Regions from separate parts of the Mus musculus genome. Here region 2 is linked to region 1. A link is a loop called in an ENCODE intact Hi-C map of the cell type or tissue named here. Cell type or tissue: heart. All regions are shown on one strand. Region 1 has its middle 91 kb from the start of Gm38407. Region 2 holds the start of Rdh14 (retinol dehydrogenase 14 (all-trans and 9-cis)).

Region 1 (2,500 bases):
TTTCCCGTTTCTGAGGCTCCCCAAGGTGTATTCAATAATGCGCTCCTCATCCTGAAGCAGATGGGAAAGTGTTTTAAAAGGTGCCAGGTTTATTTATGGAAGCAGGAGACAGCATTTAAGAGATGCGCTTTGCCAATGTGAAATGTGAACTCTCAAAACAGGAAGTGTGCTTTACTGCCCATTTATTTTATTGCTGTATCAGCTGCCCAGAGCTGAGGAATCCTTCCTCTCAGGCATTATTTATTTTCTAACTTCTGAACTAGAACGTCTTGACCATCGGTTCATCCGACTCCTTGAAGCCCGATTCCAACTCCGACCATGTGCCCTGTGCCTTACTGTCGTCCGGAATGCTTCACGGAGAGCACTGGAGACATTGGAAAAACATTGCTCAGCCAGCGTCTTTGTGTTTATGTACACGAGAAGCTGAAAACAATGAAACCAAATGATAATAGATGGTAAACATTGTAAATGCTTCTTAGAATGATGGAGAAATTACGAACTCTTCTCTTCTATCTTAAGACGCTTGGAAACACTGAATCATCACTGAAGCCACATGACATTCTCCGTGGAAGAAAATAGCTAGTTAAATTGAATTTGTCATTTTGCCGCTGGTAGTGATAGTAAGGAAACAAAACAATTTACTGTGTTCTTCAGTTTATGCTATTTTCATCTGCTAAGATGTAAAAGGCTTTATTAAATAGGCCAGTAATAACCAGCTAGAAGCACTTTGATATCAGAATAGCCTTGTATGTACACAAGCACAAGAGTAGAGTACAGAAGCCTCATGTCTTCTTACAGGTTCTATTAAAGAGGTAGATATCTCTGTCATTGAGAACTGAGAAGGAATCCAGAGAGGGAGAAATGGAACTTGCCATCTACATGCATTAGGGAATCCACAGATTCTGAGTATAAACAGACAACACAATCACATTCAGAAATGCATACAAACATATGCATGAAAATTTGTATGTGCTTGGTACTTCTCTATTATATCTTAAAAAGACTTAGTATTTACTTCATCTTTAAAGAAGATTTTTCTCAGTCTAGTCTATTGGAGACTTCCTGAAGATGTGTGCTTTCACACTTGGACCACCTGGTCCATGGAAACTTACATTCCTGGGAAACACACTCAGGCGGCACATGTGTTACAATGGCGCCACCTTCTGGACACTCCTGATATACCTTTCCTTGTTTCACAGTGGCTCTCCGTTGACCACAGGAAAGTCAATAATCTGACACTTGAGCCTTTTATGATCTAGCACAAGCTCATGTTCAGGAGTGATCGCCTCATAACATGCACATAGGTGATCTCTGAGTGAGTTTAAATGTATATGCATCCTCATTATCAACTCAATGAAGCAAACCAAGACAGGAACTACATATTGGTTCTATGGCTCAGTCCTAAACTGTGAGGATGAGTGAGAATAGAAAGCCTTGATACTTATAAAATACTGGTCATACGTGCTCATGACAACCTGAATATGCTTCTTGATGGTGTTTAGAAGTTTAAATAAAAAAGAAAGCAAGAAGAAAATAGACAACAGGATATGGATCTGAACTCAAAATGAACATGGAAAAATGTGTAGAAAAAATCTTGCAGGAAGTGTCCCAGTGAGTAAAGCACCTGCTATACAAGTGTGAGTGCCTCCATTTGAATCCCCACAATCTAAGCCAATCTGGGCACAGCTGTGCACATCTATCTGCATGTGCACTGATCTCTAGGAGAGATGAGAGGTACAGTCAGGAGGATCCAAGAATCACACTATCCAACTATTCTGGGGTTCACATAAGCAAGTTGCATATATATCTTATCTCAAATGAAGTAGGAGATGAAAACCAGCATATAAGGTTCTCCTCTAATTTCCTCATATACAGAAGCATGTGTATGCCTTTGAAACACATGCATACACACACACCTATACACACAAGCACAAATACCATATACAACATCACATATACATAAAATGAAAGTGGAAAATTCACAAATGACAAAAATGCAAAGTAAAGTCTAGCAATGTTAAACTTGACTGTTAAACATCAAGAGATTATTACTGAAATGATAATAATCATTATAATAATAGTCTTGTTGCCTAGAAAACAGGCAACTTTACCCTTCCACATGACATCGGTTCTAGAAAGAAATCTTAGTATTCACTGTGGATCTTATAAATATGATTATAGTTTAACCTAGAAATTGTGTTTGCAAACTTATCTCCAACGTGTATCACCAATTTGCTGTAACATTTGCTAAAATAATGGTCAGTTTACCATTAATCTTCATAGAAAAAAGTGAAACATGTCATATGAATAGCCATAAGAGATTGCTATATATAAATAAACATTAGAATTGATAATATAGTAGTTATGTAAAATAGACATACATTTTACATGTCTACTGTTAATATGACATTATTTGGTGAAAACAAGCATATTATGTTTGATAATATTTTTTCTTTTAAAACATGTATAGTAATCAATGCCTATCCCAAATATTAATGCT
Region 2 (2,500 bases), 150 kb before region 1:
GTTTGGTTTGGTTTGGTTTTCAGTAATCACTTCTCTTTTGCTCACCCTTGCACAGCTGAGACTTACGTTCTCTTTTCCAGGGTCCTCTTAAAAGCTTTCTGGAAGATTTAGGGAAACTGCAGAAAAAATTCTATGCCAAAGACGAACGATTGCTTTGCCCCATCAGGACCTACCTGGTTACAGCTCGTAGTGCAGCGAGTTCAGGTGCCCGTGTGCTGAAGACCCTTCGCCGATGGGGTCTAGAGATAGATGAAGCTCTTTTCCTGGCTGGAGCCCCTAAAGGTCCCATCTTAGTGAAGATTCGGCCCCACATCTTCTTCGACGACCAAATGTTCCACATTGAATCAGCACAGAAATTTGGTACCATCACGGCCCATGTGCCTTATGGCATTGCTCAAAAACGCAACTAGGGATGGGGAGGAAAAATAAACAGTCTGGTATTACAAACGGCATGTGTTTTGCATGGCTAGAGTGACTAGTTATTTCTGAGAATTTGACCACAAAACTTAGCTCCTTTGGTGTTTTTCTTTGCTTTTTGGAAAAAATTTTGAACTTTCAAGCTACAGTCAAGCATTCTACTTTTTTAAAGCTAAGGATGTTGGATATCATTGCATCTATCTATAAGTTGTAATGGGTGGCTCTTTAGACAAGTTTAGAACTTTGACACTTAAGTTGTTTCACAAGAAGCTTAATTAATTTTCAAAAAGCATTGCTCACTTTTAGTGTTAGTCAAATGAATGAATCTCTATATGCAGCATCACCTAGAAAAGGTATATTCAGGGTGGAATGAGTCTGATCAATAATACTGCTGATAACTGGGGCTGTGTCTTTTGTTATCCTTGTGTGGCAAGAATTTTACCAAGAAATGTCATTTTGTCTATAGGCATATAACCAATTCTAACACTGTCCACTTCTAAATAAATCCGCTGGGGCTTTCATGTGTACTTCCTGAACGCTAAGTCAAGTCAGCCTTAGGAGCAAAACTACAAGTCCCAGAAAGCCCCGCGCGCAGTAGCCCAGGACAGCAGGCGGCGCCCCAGAGTCCTTCGCGTGTAGGTGGCCCCATAGCACTCCGGAACCTGTGCGCTAGGCCCAGTGCACCGGGCCCGGAAGGTTATGGCAGTGGCTAGTGTGGCCGCAGCGCTCCTGGCCGCACTGGGCGGGGCGCTGTGGCTGGCGGCCCGGCGGTTCTCTGGGCCAAGAAACCAGCGGCAGCAGGGAGGCGGGGACCCGGGCCTCATGCACGGGAAGACAGTGCTGATCACCGGAGCAAACAGCGGCCTGGGCCGTGCCACCGCGGCGGAGCTGCTCCGCCTGGGGGCGCGGGTCATCATGGGATGTCGGGACCGCGCTCGAGCAGAGGAGGCGGCCGGTCAGCTCAGGCAGGAGCTCTGTCAGGCTGGGGGCGCCGGGCCCGACGGCACCGATGGCCAGCTGGTCGTTAAGGAGCTGGACCTTGCCTCGCTGCGCTCAGTGCGAGCTTTCTGCCAAGAACTGCTACAGGTGTGGGTCGAATGGAGCTCGCCACCCTCGGGGAGGGCCCTCTGAAACCTGGTGTGACCTTGAGGGTGGCCATGACCAAACCGGAAAGGCTCCTGCCTGCCTTGGACCCGGCTAGGAGGAGGGGCAGGTCTGAGAAGGAATTCCTGGGAGGTCCTAAGGAGAAGTGCATAAATAAGCCAGTGTCTGGACATTTGGTTTTGTTAGGCTAGGACAGTCACCAGCTGATCTTTGAGTTGTTTTCCCCCTGTCAGAAGTGAAATGTGTGCCAAATCTTACAGTGTCACAAGGCCTGTGAGCACCACAGGAGAAAAGCTAGCCAAAAACTTTCATTAGACCCTTCTTAAAACTTTTCTTTCTGTTTTTTTCCCCTCGTTACCTGGTTTTGTTTGTTTGTTTGTTTTTTCTTTTTTTGTTTTGTTTTGTCCTGCTGAAGTAGGAGGGGGTGTCACTTGCTGACACCCTGCATCATCCCTAAACTTGGAATCCCATTAAGTGTCTGAAAAGGGACAGGAATAAAAATAATTTAATGCTTAGCTTTATGGAAGGTTTTATACATGCCAGGGGATGTGCTAAGGACATTTTTAATATCTTTGGCTATTATCAGATCTTGTAAAGCAAGCAATAATATCTCTACTTCATGATAGGGAACTGAGGCATAGGAAGGCTAAGTGACGTGTCTGTCTTCAGAGTCCTTGCTTTAATCTCCTGTTGTGCATTCCTAGTACTTGAAGGCTGAGGTGTGTGATTTCCTTGGGTGTACAGTAAATATTCTACCGAAGTAGAAAGGCTGTGGCCAAAGTGACTTGCCACAGGTAGATCTAAAGGCAGACACAGGAGGGTGCTTGTCTCTTCTGAAATCTCTTGAATCTAAGGCAGACATTCTAAATGGCCTGTTTTTCTTTTCCGTGATGTACTTAGACCAAAAGAAATATCTGTAAGTTCATTTGTTAACATTTAGATATTTAACTCTGACAATTCTTATTAGTGGGACTGTGGC

The links. Peaks named below come from ENCODE experiments on the same cell type or tissue, not always from the same donor. Only the 100,000 strongest peaks of a DNase experiment are listed, where the experiment ranks them.
Region 2: it touches region 1 in a loop (3-fold over the local background); 2 of 42 quality-filtered maps call a loop at or near these places.

Annotation. Positions count from the first base shown.
Region 1 is chr12:10,536,126-10,538,625 of GRCm38, forward strand. No RefSeq gene overlaps it. Among named protein-coding and RNA genes, the nearest start is that of Gm38407, 91 kb to the left of the region's middle. In heart, a CTCF peak has its summit at 1,150 (motif pointing left); no DNase peak of the experiment used is centred here.
Region 2 is chr12:10,389,724-10,392,223 of GRCm38, forward strand. It overlaps Nt5c1b (5'-nucleotidase, cytosolic IB), which reads left to right. Exons shown (of 9, transcript NM_027588.3): 9 at 81-451. The coding sequence ends at 410. Rdh14 (retinol dehydrogenase 14 (all-trans and 9-cis)) reads left to right here and starts at 1,057. Exons shown (of 2, transcript NM_023697.2): 1 at 1,057-1,503. The coding sequence starts at 1,117. In heart, CTCF peaks have their summits at 1,029 (motif pointing right) and 1,236; DNase peaks (open chromatin) are centred at 1,098 and 1,568; H3K4me3 peaks cover 1,789 bases; H3K27ac peaks cover 1,514 bases.